3 separate regions of the Homo sapiens genome follow, and regions 2 and 3 are each linked to region 1. A link is a loop called in an ENCODE intact Hi-C map of the cell type or tissue named here. Cell type or tissue: PC-9. All regions are shown on one strand. Each heading gives the region's core, and the rest is flanking DNA. Links, peaks and the distances in the headings are about the cores only.

Region 1 (7,943 bases), core at 1,568-5,567:
TCCCTCCCCCTACAACTCCTCTGGTGGTAAGTAAAAGAATCAATAATTAATCTTACCTTCCTTATATGAACTATACCACTGCGTAACTGAATAGTCAACAAGATGAAGTTTCTCTGTACAGAAGTATTCCAACAACAACCAAAAAGAAGAAGTAATAGAGTCTTATCTCACAACCTCTGATGAATTCATGGATCTAGGCAACGGTCGATGGCTACTAACATCACAAAAAGATCCAACAAAACAGACATTTATGTTCCTTCTGACCAAGAGCACCATGCTTATGAGGAGGCCATGCCTGATCAAAAGATCAGATCTGTAGTTTAGAGCCAACTGCTAATTTATAGGAAAAACGAGCACAGAACATGTTATACTAAATCAATCAACAAAATCCAGACCGTAAACTTTACAGGACAATTGCTTCAGCCTCTTCAAAATTCAATTTCAATAGGTAGAGAGAGAAAAGCAGGCAAAGCTGAACTATAGTGCGTTTAGGAAAGTACAGCATAATATACTAATGTAAATTAAGAAAATCATTATCCTAGAAGTCAGGATAGGGATATTATTATTATTACTATTTTGAGACAGAGTCTCGCCCTGTCACCCAGGCTGGAGTGCAATGGCATGATCTCGGCTCACTGCAACTTCTGCCTCCCAGTTTCAAGTGATTCTCATGCCTCAGCCTCCCCAGTAGCTGGGATTACAGGCACCCACCACCACGCCTGGCTAATTTTTATATTTTTAGCAGCGATGACATTTCACCATGTTGCCCGGACTGGTCTCGAACTCCTGACCTCAGGTAATCGGCCTCCCACTCAGCCTCCCAAAGTGCTGGGATTACAGGCGGGAGCCACTGTGCCCGGCCAGGATAGGGATATTCTTAGCAGAGGGTTCCTAGGATAGCAAAATCTTTTCACATGGATATTGGTTGCAAGGGGGTTTGCCTTATAACAATTTATTAATCTACCCATTTGTTTTATTAAGTTTTAAAATTTGTATTATAAGGGCTGGGCGTGGTGGCTCATGCCTGTAATCTCAGCACTTTGGGAGGCTGAGGTGGGTGGATTGCCTGAGCTCAATAGTTCTAGACCAGCCTGGGCAACATGACGAAAATCTGTCTCTACAAAAAATAACAAAAATTAGCCAGGCATGGTGGTGTGCATCTGTGGTCTCAGCTGCCTGGGAGACTGAGGTGGGAGGATCAGTTGAGTCCTGGAGGTTGAGGCTATAGTTAGCCAAGATTACACCACTGCACTCCACTCCACACTCCAGCCTGGTTGATAAAGTGAGACCCCCATCTCGAAAAAAAAAAATGTATTATAAGTTTAGCCCTAAAGGGCTGTGAACGTGTGTGTCTACGGTTATACTGGGTAGCTCCTAGTCTCTAAGACCATAGAACCAGTCTTAAAGGCTGTGCACCAAGATCCGGGTGTGCCCTCCAAAACAACAACAAAAAAGATTGTGCATCAAGACCAGTGCTCAAAATTAGACTTAAAAGAATTGGTCTGCTAAGGCCCTGTAGTCACTGCTGATCAACACAGACATCACGCCCCAAGAATTGTCCCTGCTGCCTCTGAAAACTGGCTGCCGCCAGTGCCAAAACTCCTGCAAAGGTGGATGGATACTGTATGGATTCTGCTTTGTTTCAGTGGCTTCTTGTTCACAGTCTGGATGGTTATTGGTTGGTGAAGCCCAAAATACATGCCCCTGCCCCAGGTGCCAGGGAAGTGGGGAAAAGGGAGAATCTCTTGTTTTCAGCTTCAATAGTGGGAGGTGGCCTCTGACTCTAAGATGGGGGATTTAGGTAACTGGATGGGCAAAAAGAGTGACAAATATCTACTATGCCAGTGGTGTGCAAACTTTACTGCACATTAGGGGAGTGCTTTTAGAAATACAAGCACTGGCTCTGTGCAGTGGTTCATGCCTGGAGTCCCAGCACTTTGGGAAGCCGAGATGGGAGGACTGCTTGAGGCCAGGGGTTCAAGACCAGCCTGAGGGTATAGTGAGACACTTTCTTTACACAATAAGCAAACAAACTAATGCCAAGGTTGCACCCCAGAATTCCTGAGATGATAGTGGCTTTTTGTTCGTTTTTAACTTCCTATGTGATTCCCATGTGCAGCCAAGTTCATGAACCAGTTCCCATACCCTTGCTACTCAAAGTGTGTTCTTCAGATCACCTGCATGGGAATCACCTGGGAGCTTCTGAGAACTGCAGCTGCTCTGCACAATTCACATCTATGATTACACAAAAGCCCCAGAGGAGTCTCACACAAATTACAATTTGAGAAAGGTGGCCCTATGCTATTTTCCCAAGGCCAGCCCGAATCCCACCAGCAGGTATATTCCCCACTTCTGAGCAGAGCAGTTGCCTTTCTCTTCTAAATCCCGAGAAGAATACATTTGGCCTGCTTTTCCGTTGGGCATTTATTGCCTACTTCCTTGTTTGTGGTTAACTGGCTTATCTCTTTAATGGATTGTGAGCGAGTGGTGGGCAGGGACTCTAGTCCTTTTTGTGTTTTCACAAATCTTATTGCATTGCTGTCCACGCAGCAGGTGCTCAGAACATGCAGTGAGTGAACCGGTGACGTTCCTTCAGCTTCCCTCTCCCATCACATTCAAGCAGGGGATGCAGCGGCCTCCTTTTCCCCACCCCCACTTCCATACATTCACAGTCCCATCTTGATTCAAAGGCAACTTCAATTATAACTTTTAGTCTGGGCACAGTGGCTCACGCCTGTAATCCCAGCACTTGGGAGGCCGAGTCTGGTGGATCACTTGAGGTCAGGAGTTTGAGACAAGCCTGGCCAACATGGTGAAACCCTGCATCTACTAAAAATATAAAAATTAGCCTGGTGTGGTGGCACGTGCCTGTAATCCCAGCTACTTGGGAGGCTGAGGCAGGAGAATCACTTGAACCTGAGATAGGTATTAGTAAGCCGAGATCATGCCACTGCACTCCAGCCTGGGCAACAGAGCAAGACTGTCTCAAAAAAAAAAAAAGAAAGAAAGAAAAAGAAAAAAGGCGGGGCCTGGTGGCTCATGCCTGTAATCTCAGCACTTTGGGAAGCTGAGGTGGGAGGATCACAATGTCAGGAGTTTGAGACCAGCCTGACCAACATGGTGAAACCCCGTCTCTACTAAAAATACAAAAATTAGCCAGGCATGGGAACGCATGCCTGTAATCCCAGCTACTCAGGAGGCTGAGGCAGGAGAATCACTTGATCCTGGGAAGCGGAGGTTGCAGTGAGCCGAGATCACACCACTGCACTCCAGCCTAGGCAACAGAGTGAGACTCCGCCTCAAAAAAAAAAAAAAAAATTTAAAGTTCAAATTTATTCTTACTACTTCCGGGTATTGGATACATTAGTTGACTCCTGTGAATCATTTCCTTGTCTCTAAAGGAGATGGACTCGAAAGCTCTCCAACAGTTCAATGGAAATATTCTACAATTCTGTAGTCCACCTTGCTGGATTAGCCAGGACTCCAATACCCCAACTCTTGTGGGGTTGGCAGTGGGGCTTGCATGGAGAAACTATAAATTAAACGTAGGGTCGCTCCGCCACCGTGTGACCAATGCTGGAAACTGCATTTCTTCAGTGTGCCATGAGAGATTTCTCAAAAGCCCATCAAGATTTTAGGGTAATATATAGCCACACAAAATTAAATGATCTCTCCCTACCCCCACCAGCATGGCAGACACGGAATTTTAAAAGTATAAACCTACAAAGATAAAAATTAGGGAGCAAGAGACATCAGCAAGTGAGAATTAAAATTTTTATGTATGTAAATATTAGTCTTTAAAAAATGGAAGATGGAAAACAGAGCTAACTGACGTGGAGCATAAGTTACAACCTCATTGTTTTCAAAGGGGGATGTCGATAAGAAGTGGGTATATTTTCTCTGATGGGATCCCAAGAGTTCCAGGATTTATAGGTACCAGTTACCATGGACAACTGAGGCATATGGCAATGGGCTAAAAATGGAGCAAGGAAATAACGGATCCCAAGTGTCCCTTCCCACCCCTCACAGCCAGGAGTTGCTGTCACCCCTCTTCAAGCCTTATTATTTGCAGAAATGAAACTATAGAGGCTTCAGATGTGAGGCCACCAGGCCCAGAGAGAGGTGGAGGTGAGTCATAGTATCAAAAACAAGGAATGAAGTGGACGCCTGTCTTGAATAATGGGCTCCTAAGCTTCTTTCCTTCATTCTTCCTTCCCTTTCCCAGAATTTTAGCAGCCAAATACATGTACTCAGGCAGAAGATTAGGAAGTCCTTCTGTCACATGGAAGTTCACCAACAAAAAGGCCCCTTATAGCAGATTCCTCCAGTTCTGAGGACATATAAACACATACAAAGTTTCCAATCTACCAAAACCGTATATACGAAATCAGTCAACATAAAGAAAAGTATAGGAAAATTAATAACAATCTACAGAAAAAAATAGCCGGGCATGGTTGCACACACCTATAATCCCAGCCACTCAGGAAACTGAGGTAGGAGAATTGCTTGAACCCAGGAGGTGGAGGTTGCAGTGAGCTGAGATTGTGCCACTGCACTCCAGCCTGGCAACAGAGCAACAACGTCTCAAAAAATAATAATAATAAAAATAAATAAAATAAATAAAAATAACAATCCACATACCTGACACCCAGATTGAGTCAGATATTCAGTTCTTCATGTTGACATAAAAGAGACAGTAAAACAACTAACAAACATAAAAAGGAGACTTCAGGGGAAAAAAGGTAAGGAAAACCAAAGAAAAACCCCAAACTCACTTTAAGCAATATTTTTGAATGACATGGGATCCATAAATTAAGAATAGGATGCTATAAAAAAGAACAAATAATGAAAAAATGATCTCTAAAATAAAAACTATCCACTGAAATAAAATGATTCAAGAGAAGAATAGGCCAGGCACAGTGGCTCCTGCCTGTAATCCCAGCACTTTGGGAGGCCCAGGCAGGCAGATCACTTGAGGACAGGAGTTTGAGACCAGCCTGGCCAACATAGTGAAACCCCGTCTCTACTAAAAATACAAAAATTAGCTGGATGTCGTAGCACATATTTATAGTCCCAGCTACTCGGGAGGCTACTCTGGAGGCTGAGGCAGAAGAATCACTTGAATCCAGGAGGCGGAGGTTGCAGTGAGCTGAGATCAAGCCACTGCACTCCAGCCTGGGCAACAGAGCAAGACTCTGTCTCATTAAAAAAAAAAAAAAAAAAAAAAGTGGGGGAAATAAATTTCTGTTCTTTATAAATTAGCCAGTCTATAGTATTCTGTTATAGCAGCACAAAACAGACTAAGACATAAAGTAATTATCAGAGAGAAAATACAAAAATAGAAAAGGAACTTACTTGTCAAATGTAAAGGCAAAATAAATGACATATTCAGATATGCAAACAGGTAAATGTTTTTTTCCCTTGCTGTCCTTCTCAGGAATCTACTCTAGGAAAAGGAAAGAGTACACCAAGGAAAAGAAAAGCCGGAGACTCAGAAAACAGGGACTCAAGTGTGGGCCAGTCCTGGAGGGGCTATGTAGTTGGACTTGGAAGCAACCTACCCAGAGGGGAGCAGGAAGACAGTCTCCAGGAAAACCAGTGGAAGAAATAATATTGATAGGTGGGTGATATAGCTGAGGGACAGTGCAAAATCATGAGGATAAAAAACAAAACCTTTCTCTCTGCTGGGAGCAGCTCTCTGAGAGCTAGGATAAAATCTGTCCTGCCTCACACAGGATCCCCAGTGCCTGACTATTCCTGGCACATAGTAGGTGCCCAAGAAATATTGTTAAATGAGGCCAGGCATAGTGGCTCACACCTGTAATTCCAGCCCTTTTGGAGGCCAAAGCAGAAGGATCTCTTGAGCCCCTGAGTTTGAGACCAGCCTAGGCAACATAGGGAGAGTCCATCTTTACAAAAAATAAAAAATTAGCTGGGTGTGGTGCTATGTGCCTGTGGTCCTAACTTGAGGTGCTAAGGTGGGAGGATCACTTAAGTCTGGAGGTCGAGACTGCAGTGAGCCATGATCACACAAGTGCACTCCAGCCTGAGCAACAGAGTGCAGACCCTATCTCAAAATATATATGTGTGTGTGTGTGTGTGTGTGTGTGTATATATATATATATATATGCATAGTTAGATGAGTGAATGAATGAATGCATGAAGGAGAGCAGATCAAGCTTCCCATTTGTGCTTTAAGCCGGGTGCTAAAGTAGACCAGCTAACCTGAGCACCTGAGCGCCCCTCCTCCACTACAGATACCTTAGAAATACAACATCAGTATAATTTTGAATGCATAATCAAGTCCTCAAGAAAGCAAAGATAATCTGAAGGAGAAACAGGTCACTTACAAATCATTTTTGTTTTGTTTTTATTGTTGACATATAAAAAACCATACATATATGTACACATCTTTATGTATACAGACCCTAATAGATCTGCCTTGCCCACAGGCTTTTTTTTTTTTTGAGACGGAGTCTCACTCTGACGCCTCGGCTGGAATGCAGTGGCGTGATCTCAGCTCATTTCAACCTCCACCTCCCAGGTTCAAGGGATTCTCCTGCCTCAGCCTCCTGAGTAGCTGGGATTACAGGCACATACCACCATGTCCGGCTAATTTTTGTATTTTTTGGTAGAGATGGGGTTTCACCATGTTGGCCAGGCTGGTCTCAAACTCCTGAGCTCAGGTGATCCGCCTGCCTCGGCTTCCCAAAGTGCTGGGATTACAGACACCTCTTTGTGGTCTCTGCTCAAATGTCCCCTTGTCATTGAGACCTTCCCTGGCCACATTGCATAGGACAGGAACAACACCTCTCCCAGTCCTGAATTCGCTATCCTTTTCACTTGGCTTTCTTTTTTCCTCCACAGCTCTTTCCACCACCTGACATATTAACATTTACTGTTCATTTGTTTATTGCCTGTCTCTGCTAGGATAGAAGCTCCAAGTGGGCAGGGGCTCTTTCTGTCTTATTCATGGCTCTGTCTTCAGCACCTAGAACAGCACCCACTGCATGAACGATGCTATTTGTTGAATGAATAAACCTGATCTCTTGTGCCCCTACTTCCTACTGGGAAATCTACAGTGAAGAGAGGAGAATAAAACTAACATTTTTGCAGCATTTTCTTAGGGTCATGGAGGGATTCCTAGTGTCCCAAAGGTGCTTGTCTGAGTCCTGAAAGTGAAGGGGCTATTTGTAGTAAACAAACAAACAAACAAACAAAAAACCCACTTTAGGACATAATATAGGAAGTGGGCTGGGCTCAGTGGCTGGTGCCTGTAATTCAGCACGTTGGGAGGCTGAAGTGGGAGGATCACTTGAGCCCAGGAATTCGAGACCAGCTGAGGCAACAGTGAAGTCCCATTTCTACAAAAAATTAAAAAATTGGAGGGGTGGGCATGCATGGGATAAAGGGAAGTGAAGCCAGGGCTTGGGGCACTTTTTCTGCCCATGAAGTCTCAGATTCATTCTTAAGGAACTGAGAACTTAATCTTCCAAAATGTCAAAAAGACCATCTTATGCCCCAACTCCCACCCCAGCTCCTGCAACACAAATGTCCAGTACACCAGGGTTTGTGGGATACAATCCTTACAGTCATCTCACCTACAACAACTACAGGCTGGGAGGCAACCCAGGCACCAATAGCCGGGTCCCAGCGTCCTTTGGTATTATGATTCCAAAACCCCCAAAGCCACCAGATAAGCCGCTGATGTGCTACATGAGGTACAGCAGAAAGGTCTGGGACCAAGTAAAGGCTTCCAACCCTGACCTAAAGTTGTGGGAGATTGGCAAGCTTATTGATGGCATGTGGGGAGATCTCACTGATGAAGAGAAACAAGAATAAACAAATACAAAGTAGAAAAGATAGAGTACAATGAATCTATGAAGACCTCTAATTCCACACGAACCTTGCTTACATAAATGCTGCAAAAAGTCATGCAGAAG
Region 2 (7,943 bases), core at 1,359-5,358, 540 kb before region 1:
TGTTTCCTTGAGTTATATTTTGGGTTTCTGACATTACTGAATTTTGATTGTGCTTTTAATTAAAGTCCATATTCCGATTATAAATCATTGGTATTTAGAATCCTGATAAAAGTTACCTCCGAATCTAGGACATAGTCTCTAATGGCCACAACAATGAACCATCTCTGTAAATGAATGCTACCTGGAGACAGAAACTCTCTTAAGACAAATCTGAAAAATCTAAGAAATGTTTTAAACAGAAAGTACAAATATTTGTTCAGTCATTCAAATGCTATCTTGATACTAAAACCAAAAACCCCATGTCAAATAAAAAAGGTAGAGAGGAGAAAATCATAGGAAAAATTCTAAGAAAGTAAAAAGCAGGAAGATCAAAGCAGAAAAAAAAAAGTAGAAATGCTAAAACATTCCATAAATGAGAAAACTTAATATAACAGGAGCATTAATAGAGGTAACAACAGAGAGTCCAGTCAGTAGAAGGAGGTTGGAGCAAACAAGAAGAACCAAAACAATGGAATAATTAGGTATGAGAAAGTGAATAAACAATCAAAGATCATTTGCTGTTACAATACAGTGTTACTTCTCTCTTTTGGCTGCACAATTATTCAGCCACCTCAACTAAGTAGGACATTGCTGAGAACCAGAAAACAAGGAGGGAAAGGTTCTGAAAATAGCCAAAGCTAACAATCATACTACACAAGCTCAAGTGCTTCTCTCATAACAATCACTTTAAATCCTTATTTTAAATAGAATGCTAAGAGGTTTGGTTATTACTTCTCTGTCCGTAGCATATTAAAAGTAGTAAGTCAGAAGCAAGGAGAGATTTCCAGAGAGTGGAGCACCAAAAACACATAACATCATATTTGCCAGTGATAAAGGACATACACAAACCACTGCCGCCACCACCACCACCACCACCAACAACAACAAAAAACTCAAGAACTGAAAAAGCATAATAGTCTCAAAATAGGAGGAGTAGACAAACCAAGCTTCACAATCAGCCCTAAATCCTAAATGCATCAGAAAATGGCATCCTTAAGAGATGAAAATGTTAAAAGTATAATCAGTGAGTTCTCGTTTCTTTCTTTTCTTTTTTTTCTCTCTCTCCCTTCTTTCTCTCTCTCTCTCTCTTTCTTTTCTTGAGACAGTCTCACTCCACTACCCAGGCTGCAGTGCAGTGACATGACCATAGCTCACTGCAGCCTCGAACTTCTAGCCTCAAGTGATCCTCCTGGCTCAGCTTCCTGAGGAGCTGGGACCTCAGGTATGTACTGCCATGCCAAACTAACTTTTTAAATTACTTTTATTTTTATTTATTTATTTTTTTGAGACAGTCTCACTCCGTCGGCCAGGCTAGAGTGCAGTGGCATGCTCTTGGCTCACTACAACCTCCATCTCCTGGGCTCAAGCAATTCTGCCTCAGCCTCCCGAGTAGCTGGGATTATAGGCATGTGCCACCATGCCCAGCTAATTTTTGTATTTTTAGTAGAGACAAGGTTTCACCATGTTGGCCAGGCTGGTCTCAAACTCCTGGCCTCAGGTGATCCACCCCAACCTCCCAAAGTGCTGGGATTACAGGCGGGAGCCACTGCACCCGGCCTTAAAATTGCTTTTATAGATACACAGTCTCACTACGTTGCCCAGGCTGGTCTCAAACTCCTGGCCTCAAGTGATCCTCCCACCTCAGCCTCCCAAAGTGCTGGGATGACAGGCATGAGCCACTGCACCCAGCCAAGTTCTGTTTAAAATGGAAGGGGCAAGCCACATTTTAAAGTGTTTTCCACCTTGGAAGATTAAAAAGTAGAGATAGGCTTCCCTACCCAAGTATTTTACTTATGTTGAACATCTCAAGCCCAAGCCAAGATAATTACAGTACAACAAAAATAATGAAACAGACCTACAACTAGCAGAGAAACTATAATTTTTAGCAAGGAAAAGATAAACCACACTTGAAATCTACTTGAATCAGATAAACACAGTGATTGGTAACCCAGCACAGTCTGTATCACAGCCATCCAAACACTATTGCAATGACTTGGGGTCCTGAGCATGCTGACATGTCACCTTTGGCTTGGCCCGTGGGCTTTTGCACCACTTCAATCTTGGTCACTTCGTGTTCCTCCAAAAAGTTCAGAAGCCACATCAAAAAAACTGCTATCACCTGGATCCCTTCCAAACCGAGAACTAGAATTTGCGCCTTTTCACTAACAGTTATAACGCAGAACTGGAGTAATTTTATTATTCAATCAACAATTTACATTTGACAAAATTTTAAGTATTTACCATATGCCAGGTGAGCTGGCTCTATGTAAATATAGTAGACTTTAAAGAAATTTAAAGATTCCAGAGTCATCTAGAATACAGTTAATTTTCTGCTAATGTATTTTTCTACTACTGTATTTTTCAACCAGTCTCCCCAATATTAATAAAGATGGTATATATATTCTTTATCTGGTATCAGCATCATTAAAAATTAGACAAGACTACAACTTTTCTTTGTGTTTGATGAAATATACTTTCATACATATTATCTTCCTCAGAAAAACATATTTTTATATTTTACAAAAATATAAAAGGAATTTCAGCCCAAAGAATATTTTGGGATATACCATGTGAAAAACCTCAGAAGAATATTTAAATAAAACCATAATTCTTATTACCAAAAACATGTTCTATATTGCAGCTAACTTTGAAATGAAGATAAACTGGATAACAGTTGACCAAATACATTAAGATCTTTCTTTGGAATATCTAAATCTATATCTAATGGGCCATCTAGCTTTCCAACTTTCAGTGTCATGGTAAAGTAAGAAAAAGCACAAAAAACAAATACACCTATGAAGTAATCTTGCCGAAAAACTTGTATTAATACTTGAATCTGATCAAACCTCTGTATCTTTCAATTTAAAAAAAAAAAGGGCATGGAGGAATATTGCAAGGACTCAGTCATCCAAATCCGGGCTCACAGGGTACCACACTACCACACTACCTCATTAAGACTTCAGTCTCATCCCTTGAAAGCTGGCATCCAGTTTCCTACTCTGTGGCTACTGCTTTATGGCACTCTGAACACTGTACTGAAATTACACGTGTGTCTCCTGCTACAGCACTAGCACAGGGGAGCACAATCACATAGCTCAGAACAGGGCTCTGACATCTGAGTTAAAACCCCAGCTTTGCCCCCTTGGTTAACTCATCGATAAAATGAAGAAAATATCACCTGCTGCTCAAAGGAATTTTAAGGATTCCATGAGAAAATACATGTAAAGCACCTAGCACAATTCTTGGCATATCTTAGGGAGTTAATAACTAATAACTGAATAAATAAAAACCATAAGCAGCAAAATTAAATAGTTGTGAATTTCATCTCTTTTGATTTCATCTAATCACCTTCTTATAGTATCTAATGAATGGTAAAATGCCAAAATGACTAATGGTTAAAAAAAAATTAGCAAAGATAACAGGAATTTTTTTAAAAAAACAGGTCATCAGCTTCTAAATAACTGTGGCTGACTCTAGAGTAGTAAGGAATAATGTAATCACAGCAAACATCACCTGATGAAGAATGGAGTTATTAAGAGCTAAACCAGACCGAACTCAGTAAAAGCAATCAAATTTACTTTAACTAAAAGTTCTCAATATAATCATTTTCAAGCATAATTTTAATAATGTGGAAAACATTTCTAAAATAAGTTTTTAAATGTCAGCATTATGATTCTGAGTCTTTTCCATTTTCTCACTAAAAAGGACTAACAATAAATTAAATTAACCAACTTTTCCATCTGAACAGTAGGTGGCATAACTCACCTACTGTGAGCCAGCTGCTGCAGCGTGAGTGACATGGTAATTTTTTTAAAAGCTCAATATAACATCATTCAAAATTCTGACAATATTCATTTAAAAGTCCTAATTTGAAAATGGCATTTTTCAAATAATATGAAAATACTTACATCTCAATTTGTCCAGCATTTTTCCACCACACATGGTTGCTAACATAGCTTTAACTGAAAATACCGTCAACTTGCCTCGGCCCTCACTGCAAAATAAATTATATTAGAAATAATTGCTATCTGAAACCACAAAAGGACTCGAATGTATCACTAAATACTGAGCAACCCAGTAAGTTGATTCCTGACCTTGTCTGTTACAATTTTACCACATTTAGAAACCCTGGATTTTTTTTTTTTCATTTGTAGAATTAAGACTTCACCTATGCTAGGTGAAGAATGCTAAAGCTAGCCTGAATTTTCTGGAAGTTTTAGAAACATTCTATGTAATTTCTGTTGGCTATGTAGCAGAGGTCAAATGGATGAACCTGAAGTGAATTTCCTATTAATTAAACCCATTAAATCCACAGCTGTAGTTCTTAAGTATTCAAAACTGAGGGGCCACCTGGTTTGAATATAATTCAGAAACATAACCTTACATCAGGATATTACAACAATGGTTTCTTGTTACATACTAAACAACAGGGTGCATCTTACTATGAAGATTTTATAGTACATTCATCTTTGTTTTTACTGTAACAACCTTTATGTTACCACGTGTTTATTCTAAGAAGCTCAATCACACCTGTCTCAGATCTTCTAATACACCACTGTAAGAAAAGTGAAGAGGAAGGGATAGTAACATTAATTCTTCTTTAGGAACTGGAAAGACGAAATGTAGAAGAACATAAATGAATCACCTAAGGTAATGCTGCACACCACCAGCAGAACCAAGACAATATCACCGAGGCCCCTGACCCAAAGTGTCCACGGCTTCATTCACTCAACTATGCCCTGGTTTCACAGCAGATAAAAACTTCACTAGTTGGTTGTTAAAGTTATCACAGGTAAGCCAAGAATGTGCTTTTTGTGTTAATTTTTAAAAGCTTGTGTTCACAATGTTTCATTGTAACTTAGAGTAAAACACTTTTGCAATAATGAGAGCTATACCTTCTTTGTTTAGAAAAAGAATGTATCATCCTATTTATATCCACAATGGTTCTAATACAGTGTTTCCCATTTTCCACACTGTCTTTATATACAGAAAGATCACACCTGAAAAAAGGCAAATAGCCTATACGCTAGAAAATTATCTGTGAAAACACCACCAGGAAATATCAATATTTGTTACAGTTGAGCTTTTAACTATAACATCTCCTTGAGTTTATTCATAAAACAAAATAGGAATGACTGCAACTAGCTAAAATTAGAATGGGGTTTTTAAAATATATTGTTCTTCAGAAATAAAGATACAGCTCCATGTACAAAGCAATATGGCACCCATAAATAAGGCATATTCCTGCATCAAATATCTACTGCATTATGTAAGAAAAGCTAGTGGTTATAAGATAGATCATTAGGTTAAAAGGAATGGGTTTCTAAGACTGATACAGAGCTTTTACAGTGGACTTTCTTTTTTGACACCAAGCACTTGAAAGCTGAGTCTACATTTAAGCACACCCTACCTTATGGGACAAGTAGACTTTCCACTACTAAAGTACAAAGAAGGAAAAAAAAACATATATTTGCTTTCTCATCTTTCTCTGAAACTAGGATAGGGGCACATAACAGAGCTCCACCAATAAAATGCACTATGCTAGATTTCAAGGGGGTAAATATTAACTTGGAGAAGCAGGAACTCCAGAAGAATCCACCTAGTGGGGATGGCAGCAGTAGGGGCAGCTACATTCAGTGTTCTGGGGCAGCAGAGATAATGATTCTTGGGGCAGCACCCAGAGCCCAGCATCAGTGGTGTTTGGAGCACAAGCAGCAAGGTCTGTGGCCAGAGAGGTGTCTTCATGAGAGTTCTGTGCAATCATTTTGCACTATGTTCCTAGCAGTGTAGTTTTCAAGCCTACTTTCCCAACCTACTTACAGAATCTGTGGGTCACCCTTTTAATTAATTAGCCAGAGATGGTATCTATTACTTACAACTAAGAACTCTGATGGATACAGCTTCTAACCTGAAGTAAAGTGGCCCACAAAGATGAAGCAACAAAAGAAACTATTGCTGAAGTCCAGAGTGGGATTAAGAATGCCTGATGGGCCGGGTACAGTGGCTCACGCCTGTAATCCCAGCACTTTGGGAGGCCGAGGCAGGCAGATCACCTGAGGTCGGGAGTTCAAGACCAGCCTGACCAACATGAAGAAACTCCGTCTCTACTAAAAATACAAAATTAGCCAGGTGTGGTGGCGCATGCCTGTAATCCCAGCTACTCAGAAGGCTGAGGCAGGAAAATTGCTTGAACCCAGGAGGCGGAGGTTGCAGTGAGCTGAGATAGCATCATCTCTTGTTGCCTGGGCAACAAGAGCGAAACTCTTTCAAAAAAAAAAAAAAAACTTGTTATATATGTTGCTATGCATAAACATTTCCATAATAGAATGTACACACACACACACACACACACACACACACACACACACACACACACACACAAAATTAAAAATACCAAGGCTTAGGCCCAACCCTTAGAGATCCTAATTATTTGGCCTAGGGTGGGGCGTTGACACTGGTAATTCTTAGGAGTTCCCCAAGTGATTCAAAACAGCCAGAATTGAGAACCACTGACCCAAAACAAATCAACTTTATAAAAAGAAAAGAAAAAAAGACACAAGAGAAAAAGGGAAGCTGCATTCACATACACAAAATAGACATGGAAGAAATACAAATGACTATTAAGTGCATGAAAAGACACTGACCTTAATTAATAATAAAAGGAACAGAAATCTCAAAAATAATGAGATAAATTTTGTAGATGTCATAAGTTACTGTTTCCAAAGACTGTCCTCAGTCTAAGCAGTGTGAAGTCTGACTTAGGTGAACTATATTTTTTTTGTTGTTGTCTTGTTTTGTTTTGAGACAGGGTCTCCCTCTGTCGCCCAGGCTGAAATACAGTGGCGTGATCACAGCACACTGCAGCCTCAACCTCCTGGGCTCAAACAATCCTCCCACCTTCGCCTCCTGAGTAGCTGGGACCACAGGCACATGCCACCACACCTGGCTTGAAAGATTTTTAAAGAAATAGTTTAGCTACACTTCCTTTTATTTTGTAATGTAATATTTATCACTTTCATAATTGATTACTTTTTAAATGATCACTTTAAAGAGAGAGAGAGTATATGTGCCAGGAAAAAGTAAGTAATCTCTCTGGTTTTATATAATTTTAAGCTCTAACCATGATCAACGATTATGCCTTTAGTTAATTCTGTATGGTATCCTTTTTAACTTTTCATTAAAGTATAATGAACCTATAGAAAAGTGCATAATTCATGAATGAACTTTCACAAAATGTTCCCTCATGAACATTTAAAGTTCACTGAATGAACTTTCACAAAATAAATACCCAGGTAACTAACCAGCACTCAGGTCAAAAGACAGAACATTACTAGCACCCAGAAGCACCTCTTTCCTAAACCCACTTCCCACCGTGGTAACTTCTATCCTTTTTTTTTTTTGAGACAGAATCTCTCTCTGTTGCCCAGGCTGGAGTGCAGTGGTGTGATCTTGGCTCACTGTAACTTCCACCTCTTGGGTTCAAGTGATTCTCGTGCCTTAGCCTCCCGAGTAGCTGGGATTACAGGTGCACACCACCATGCCCAGATAATCTTTTTATTTTTAGTAGATACAGGGTTTCACGATGTTGGCCAGGCTGGTTTAGAACTCCTGACTTCAGGTGATCCACCCACCTCGGCCTCCCAAAGTGCTGGGATTGCAGGCGTGAGCCACTGCACCCAGCCCAGTAACATCTATCCTGACTTCTAGTATCATAGGTCAGATTTGGCAGCAATTGAACTTCATACAAATGGAATCTTACAGTATGCACTCTTTTGTGTCTGGCTTCTTTCACTCAACAAAATATCTACAAGATTTTTTATGTTGTTACATATATTAGTTCATCCTGCTATGCAGCATTCTGTTGTATGAATATACTGCATTTTATCCATTCTCTTACTGAGGGA
Region 3 (7,943 bases), core at 1,359-5,358, 150 kb before region 1:
GCCTCCCAAAGTGCTGGGATTACAGGCGTAAGCCACCATGCCCGGCCAGTTCTTACTGGTCTTAATGTAAACTCCACATCATTAACACAGTCAGCAACGCCCTGCACAACATGGCACCTGTGCACATGTCTGTCACATCACATGCCACTCTCCATCTTGCCCCTCGTGCTCTAGTTACAATGACCTTCTTCAGCTCCCTTCCAGCTTCCTGTCACAGGGCCTTTACACATTGTGTCTCTGCTTCTAGAATATTTATCCTCACCATCTTTGCCTAGATACCTTCTCTTCATCCTTTGGATTTCAGCTTGAATGTCCCTCCCTAAGGATATTTTTCTTGATTTACCAACCTAGGTATGTCCCTCTGTAATAGGTTCTCATCCTTCCCTGTACTTTCCTTCATAGAAATTAGTACAAGTATAATTAAATCATAATTTGTCCACCTCCTCTGGTCTGTGAGGTCATAACATGTCTGCTTTATTCATTTTTGTGATCACAAAGACTAGTGCAGCTTCCAGTACATAGTTTGTGCTCAATAAATATTTTTTCAAATAAATAAAGTCCCATATGAGCATCACCTCTTCTGGGAAGACTTATTTGACTCCCCTGACTCTACCAGAATTATTTTTCCTTTTGGCCAGGTGCGATGGCTCATGCCTGTAATCCCAGCACTTTGGGAGGTTGAGGCCAGTGGATCACTTAAGCGCTGAAGTTCAAGACCAGCCTGGGCAACATACTGAAACCCCCATCTTTTAAAAAAATTAATTAATTTGTAAAAAAGAAAAAAAATTTCCTCTCTTCATGTTGCTATAGCTCTCTGTTTAGCTAGACCCCTAGTACTCATCACAGTTTGACTTGTACTGTGGCTAACTGAGTCTGTCTCTCTCACCATAAAGTGTTGAAGACAAGGGCCATGTTTTTTGTCTTTGTGTCTCCTTTTCCCATACCCAACACAGTTCTGGCTGCAATTAAGGTAGTTAGTATTTGCCCGAGGGCGGTGGCTCATGCCTGTAACCTCAGCACTTTGGGAGGCCAGGCCAGTGGATTGCTTGAGCTCGGGAGTTCGAGACCAGCCTGGCCAACATGCCAAAACCTCACCTCAACAAAAAACACAAAAATTAGTCAGGTGTGGTGGCATGTGGCTGTAGTCCTAGCTACTCAGGAAGCTGAGGTGGGAGGATGGCTTGAGCCCAGGAGGCAGAGGTTGCAGTGAGCCAAGATTGCATCACTGCACTCCAGCCTGGGCAACAGAGAGAGACCCTATTTAAAAAAAAAAAAAAATATATATATATATATAGTTAATATATTTATTATATAATATTGTTATATAGTTAATATAGTTAATATTGGCCATTAAGCAAATGAATTAATTTTTTTTTTTTTGAGACAGAGTTTTGCTCTTGTTGCCCAGGCTGGAGTGCAATGGTGCGATCTCGGCTCACCACAACCTCTGCCTCCCAGGTTCAAGTGATTCTCCTGCCTCAGCCTCCCAAGTAGCTGGGATTACAGGGATGCGCCACCACATCCAGCTAATTTTTTGTGTATATTTTTAGTAGAGACAGGGTTTCTCCATGTTGGTCAGGCTGGTCTCGAACTCCCGACCTTAGGTGATCCACCTGCCTCGGCCTCCCAAAGTGCTGGGATTACAGGCATCAGCCACCGCACCTGGCCATGAATGAATGTTTAAAGACCTTCAAGGCAAGAATAAATAAATAAATAAATAAATAAATAAATAAATAAATAAATATGTATTAAAAAGGCCGAGCGTGGTGGCTCACGCCTGTAATCCCAACACTTTGGGAGACTGAGGTGGGCGGATAACAAAGTCAGGAGTTCAAGACCAGCCTGGCCAACATGGAGAAACTCTGTCTCTACTAAAAAATACAAAAATTAGCCGGGCGCCTGCAATACCAGCTATTCGGGAGGCTGAGGCAGGAGAATCGCTTCAACTCAGGAGGTGGATGTTGCAGTGAGCCGAGATCGTGCCATTGCACTCCAGCCTGGGCAGTAAGAGCGAAACTCTGTCTCAAAGAAAAGAAAAAAAAACCTTCAAGGCAAGAGAATGGAAAGGTGAGACAAAGAAATCACAGTAATAAACCCTTAGATTTGTAGTGTGATTAACAGTTAATAAAGTATTATCACATTTGTTACTCACTTGATCTTCACATAAATCCCAGGAAAGGAGAAACTATTAATATCCTCACATTATAAGGAGGACCCTAAGCTTCAGACTGATTAAGTGACTAAGAAAGGAAACGCAGCCAAGTGGCACAGTCTACAGACTCCAAACCTGCAGCCCTCCTAGTGTTTCCCCTGTGCTACGGGGTGAGCTTCCTATGATGGTAAGGTACAGATCAGTTGCTTCCCAGTCCTGGTTTGAATGACAACTTCATTGAATACAGACCCGTCACTGGCTTGGTGGGAGGAAGAAGCTCCTTTGCTGCATTTCCTTTGATAATGAAAGTTCTTGGCAGGGCGCAGTGTCTCACGCCTGTATTTCCCTGCATTTTGGGAGGCCAAGGCAGGCAGATTGCTTGAGGTCAGGAGTTCAAGACCAGCCTGGCCAACATGGAGAAACCCTGCCTCTACCAAAAATACCTTAATTAGCCAGGTGTGGTGGTAGGTGCCTGTAGTCCCAGCTACTGAGGAGGCTGAGGCAGGAGAATCGCTTGAACCTGGGAGGCAGAGGTTGCAGTGAGCTGAGATTGCGCCCCTGCACTCCAGCCTAGGTGATGGAGCGAGACTCTGTCTCAACAACAACAACAACAACAAAAGTCATTTTTCCACAGGGGATTCCCGTTCCACCACCTTCTTCCAGTGTGGTCCCAATGACAGCCACAGTAAGATTCTACAAAGAAGACAGAGTTCACTCTTTGGTAATCCTGGGGTCTACAAATGTTCAAATACAAGTAATTCAGGTTTGGATTTACCCTACAAAAACCAAGTTCTGGCTGGGTGTAATGACTCACACCTGTTATCCTAGTACTTCGGGAGGCTGAGGCAAAAGGATCCCTTGAGCCTGGGAGTTTGAGACCAGCCTGGGCAACAGAGGGAGACCCTGTCTCTAAAAAAACAAAACAAAAAACAGGCCAGGTGCGGTGGCTCACGCCTGTAATCCCACCACTTAGGGAGGCTGAGGTGGGTGGTAAATCACCTGAGGTCAGGAGTTCAAGACCACCCCGGCCAACATGGCGAAACCCCGTCTCTACTAAAAATACAAAAATTAGCCAGGCCTAGTGGCACGAGCCTGTAATCCCAGCTACTCAGGAGGCTGAGGCAGGAGAATCACTTGAACCTGGGAGGTGGAGGTTGCAGTGAGCCGAGATCGTACCACTGCACTCCAGCCTGGGCGACATCTCAAAACCAAAACCAAAAACAAACAAACCAAGTTTTGCCAGCAGAGGGAGACATGACTATGTGACAGAATTACTGGATGAGCTCCAATTTCTGGGCTATCAATCGTTATGCAATTACCTAACTGTATGAGTTATTACCTAACTATAGGAGTCTACCAAATGTGTCCAAGCTTGATTTCTCATTGTGCCTCTTTCCTCTGCAGCTTCCTGTCTACAATCTCTGCTGTAATTTCTGGTGAACAGGATTTGTCAACCTAAATAAAAAAATCATAGAAAAATCTGAAAATTAAGACTCTGGATATTATAAAAAGAACAGTTCATAGTTGTTCCCCTTTACTGAGAACCTAATGGGTGGGTCACAGATGTTTTATCTAATCTTCACATTCACTTACCTGGTAAGTGGCTGCACTGGAACTTGAGCCTAATTCCTCCCACTCGAAAGACAGTGTTTTTCCTACCACCCTGTCCTAAGCCCTGAGGCTCAGCCCTCAATCCACCTCTATCTGGTCTAACTCTACCTTCCTCTTTCAACACTACCTGCCTCCTCCAGACCTAGGGGCCTCTTCCTTTCCTTACCTTCTGGGGCAATTTGTACGATGTGCAATTACCATCTGCTTTTTTAAATGGTGCTATCCATCCATCTATGAATATATTGTGTCTCCCCAACTCGAGTTCTTCTAATTTGCTATAAGTAAGTGTCTTGTTCCAAAAGTAATTTAAGAACATTTTTAAAAGAGTTTTGACCAAACTCTATATAGAATTGTCTCAATTTTGTTTTAAAGCATCGTACATGTTGACTCCTCTTCCTCTTACCCTAAATACAATTCATCAACAAATGCTATCCCGGTTCTACTTAGAAAATCTGTTGATCCTGATTCCAAAACTCTCCATGCTACCACCACTACCCTCTTAGTCCATGCCCCCTACATCTCTCACCTGCACGCTGCAGTAGTATTTTAACAGGAACCCCTGGTTCCACCCTTATCCTCCTACTCTTCCTCTGCGACAGAACAGCTAGAGTCTTCCTTCAGAACTACATATCAAATCATCCTACCTCCTCCTCTCCATCCTCCAATGACGTCTCATCCCTCTCAGAACGAAATCCAGGCTGGGCGCACTGGCTTACGCCTGTTATCCCAGTACTTTGGGAGGCTGAGGTGGGCGAATCACCTGAGGTCAGGAGTTCAAGACCAGCTTGGCCAACATGGCAAAACCCTGTCTCTATTACAAATACAAAAAATTAGCCGGGCATGGTAGTGCATGCCTGTAATCCCAGCTACTTGGGAGGCTGAGGCAGGAGAATCACTTGAACCCGGAAGACGGAGGTTACAGTGAGCCGAGATCATGCCACTGCACTCCAGCCTGGGTGACAGAGAGAGACTCTGCCTCAAAAAAAAAAAAAAAAAAAAAGAAAGAAAGAAAAGAATGAAATCCAAAGTCCTTGTTGGGGCACGTACACTGTACTCTATCAAGCTCCTGGTCCCTTCTCCTGTATCATGTGTTCCTATTCCCCCCTTCCCTACTCTCATCCAACAACACTGGCCTCCTTGTTCCTCAGTCCTGCCAAGCACCTTCCAGCTTGAGGGCCTGCGCACTTGCTCTTTCCTCTGCCTGCAAGCTCTCTCTCCCAGCGTCTCACTCGGCTTCCCTCCTTCCTGTCATTCACTTGTATTTGCAAATGTCATCTCCTCAGAGAAGCTTTTTTGTCCGTGCTTCCTAAAATACTTCTTTGTCATTCCCTATATCCTTACTCCATTTTGTTTTTCTTCACAGCACTTACCACAATATGACATTCTAGATATTTCTTTATCTGTTTATGTTTTCTTCTTCCCATTAATGTGCAATGAGATAATTTCTCCCAGTGCCTAGAAATATGCCTGGTTCAGGCCCGGCACAGTGGCTCATGCCTGTAATCCCAGCACTTTCGAAGGCTGAGGCAGGCAGATCATGAGGACAAGAGATCGAGACCATCCTGGCCAACATGGTGAAACCCCGTCTCTACTAAAAATACAAAAATTAGCCGGGTGTGGTGGCGGGCACCTGTAGTACCAGCTACTTGGGAGGCTGAGGCAGGAGAATCACTTGAACCCGGGAAGCGGAGGTTGCCATGAGTCGAGATGGCTCCTTTGCATTCCAGCCTGGGCGACAGAGTGAAACTCCGTCTCGGGAAAAAAAAAAAAAAGAAATATGCCTGGTTCATGATAAGACCCCAGGAGATATTTGCTTAATGAATAAATGGTGAATTAAGCTATTAATAGTTTTCACAACTATCTTTTTTTCTTTTCCTTTTTTTTTTTTTGAGACAGGGTCACACTCTGTCACCCAGACTAGAGTGCAGTGGTGCAACCACGTTTCACTGCAGCCTTGACCTCCTGTGCTCAGGTGATCCTCCCACCTCAGCCTCCCAAGTAGCTGGGACTACAGCACCACGGCACTCCGCTAATTTTTTTGTTTTTTATTTTTTGTAGAGATGGGGTTTCACTATGTTGCTCAGGCTGGTCTCAAACTCTTGGACTCAAGCAATTCGCCATCTTTGGCCTCTGAAAGTGTTGGGATTACAGGTGTGAACCACCGTGCCCAGCCACAACCATCATTTTGAATGGCTGCTTAACTTAATGTAATTTTTTTTTTTTTTTTGAGACAGATTTTCGCTGTTGTTGTCCAGGCTGGAGTGCAATGGTGCGATCTCGGCTCACCACAACCTCTGCCTTCCGGGTTCAAGAGATTCTCCTGCCTCAGCCTCCCTATTAGCTGGGATTACAGGCATGTGCCACCACGCCTGGCTAATTTTGTATTTTTAGTAGAGATGGGCTTTCTCCATGTTGGTCAGGCTGGTCTCGAACTCCCGACCTCAGGTTATCCACCCGCCTTGGCCTTCCTAAGTGCTGAGATTACAGGCGTGAGCCACCGCGCCCAGCCTTGGTAAATTATTTTGTGTGTGTGTGAAATACTGGGTTGAATCACATGAATTCTCATTTTGTAGGTTAATAATGACGGCATATTGACTTCAGGCCAGATCGCCGGATATCAGCTGAGTGACTCTTACAAGTCCTTCTAGATCCTGAAGTGGATTAGGTGCCGCAGTTGCTGCTCGTGTTGAATCCAGAACCGTAGCCAGACATAGGACTGGAGGACGAGCGAAAGATGCTGACCGAGTCTGGAGATCCTAAGGAGGAGGAAGAAGAAGAGGGGGAATTAGTGTTTCTACATCAGGATCCCCTAACAACAGTGAGAGAGCAATGCCAGCAGTTGGAGAAATGTGTAAAGGCCCAGGAGTGGCTGGAGCTCTGTGATGAGTGTGTATCCTCTCAATCACATACAGAAGAGGATTGCACGGAGGAGCTCTTTGACTTTTTGCATGCAACGGACCATTGCGTGGCCCACAAACTCTTTAACAACTTGAAATAAATGTGTGGACTTATTCCCCACAGGCTTCATCACCTGGGCATCAGGATATTTCCTTATGGTTTTGGATATGCCATTTGTTTCTTATTTCTGTAACTGTAAGTTCACATGAACCTCATGGATTTTGGCTTAGTCTGGTAGCTTCTGTGTAATTCGCAGTGATTTCATCTTAATAAAGTTCTGTGATCTGCAATCTGCAAAAAAAAAGAAATGACTGCATATTGGCAATTACACATAGTTTAATTGAATAAAACACATTCAGAAAGGTGCATGGTACATAAACACACGGCTTAAAAAAGTATTATTATTTGAGACGGAGTTTCACTTTTGTTGTCCAGGCTGGAATGCAATGGCCCAATCTCAGCTCACTGCAACCTCTGCCTCCCTGGTTCAAGCAATTCTCCTGCCTCAGCCTCTCAAGTGGCTGGGATTACGGGTGTGCGCCACCAGGCTCAGCCAATTTTGTATTTTTAGTAGAAACAAGGTTTCACCGTGTTGGTCAGGCTGGTATCGAACTCCTGACTTCGTGATCCTCCCACCTCGGCCTCCCAAAGTGCTGGGATTACAGGTGTGAGCCACCATGCCTGGCTCAGAATTATTATAAGACAATATCCATGTGCCCATTATCCAGGCCAAAAATAGGATATTGCCACCATCCTAGAAGCCCCCTGCAGGATTTTCTGCTGTCAGGAATTCCCCCTTACTCGTTAAAGGTAACCACTATCCTAGCTTTTCTGGTAATTCTTACCTTTTCTTTGTTCTTTTATCAACTAAAGATTATGGTTTTGGTTTGCCTGCTTTTGAACTTCATGTAAACTTATATAGTGTGTATTCTTTTGTACCCGGCTTTTTTCTTTTTATTTTTCCTTCCTTATTTATTTATTTATTTTTTTTTTATTTTTAGTAGAGACAGGGTTTTACCATGTTGGCCAGGCTGATCTCGAACTCCTGGCCTCAAGTGATCCACCCACCTCGGCCTCCCAAAGTGCTGGGATTACAGGTGTGAGCCACAGCGCCCAGCCATGTACCTAACTTTTTTCTTTTCTTTCTCTTTTTTTTCTTTTTATTTGAGAGATTTATCTGTGTTTGTTTTATCTATAGTCCATTCATTATTACTATATAATATCCTATTTTATGAATATACTACCCATGATCGGCTCCTGATGGACATTTGGGTTGTTTCCA

The links. Hi-C counts contacts between places; a loop is a spot of excess contacts. Peaks named below come from ENCODE experiments on the same cell type or tissue, not always from the same donor. Only the 100,000 strongest peaks of a DNase experiment are listed, where the experiment ranks them.
Region 2: it touches region 1 in a loop (4-fold over the local background); 14 of 110 quality-filtered maps call a loop at or near these places.
Region 3: a loop joins it to region 1, with 11 times the contacts of the local background. A loop is called at or near these places in 96 of 110 quality-filtered maps.

The regions. Positions count from the first base shown.
Region 1 is chr2:26,141,707-26,149,649 of GRCh38, forward strand. It overlaps the pseudogene SMARCE1P6. Among named protein-coding and RNA genes, the nearest start is that of GAREM2, 27 kb to the right of the region's middle. In PC-9, for the core only: CTCF peaks have their summits at 3,521 and 3,727; DNase peaks (open chromatin) are centred at 2,465 and 3,455; H3K27ac peaks cover 967 bases.
Region 2 is chr2:25,603,289-25,611,231 of GRCh38, forward strand. DTNB (dystrobrevin beta) reads right to left here. Exons shown (of 21, transcript NM_021907.5): 5 at 3,948-4,033. Among named protein-coding and RNA genes, the nearest start is that of DTNB, 66 kb to the right of the region's middle. RefSeq lists a silencer at 1,290-1,523. In PC-9, for the core only: CTCF peaks have their summits at 3,800 (motif pointing right) and 4,000; no DNase peak of the experiment used is centred there.
Region 3 is chr2:25,988,321-25,996,263 of GRCh38, forward strand. It overlaps the pseudogene UQCRHP2. Among named protein-coding and RNA genes, the nearest start is that of KIF3C, 9.8 kb to the left of the region's middle. RefSeq lists a silencer at 3,478-3,527. In PC-9, for the core only: CTCF peaks have their summits at 3,399 (motif pointing right) and 3,600; DNase peaks (open chromatin) are centred at 2,942 and 3,451; H3K4me3 peaks cover 459 bases; H3K27ac peaks cover 768 bases.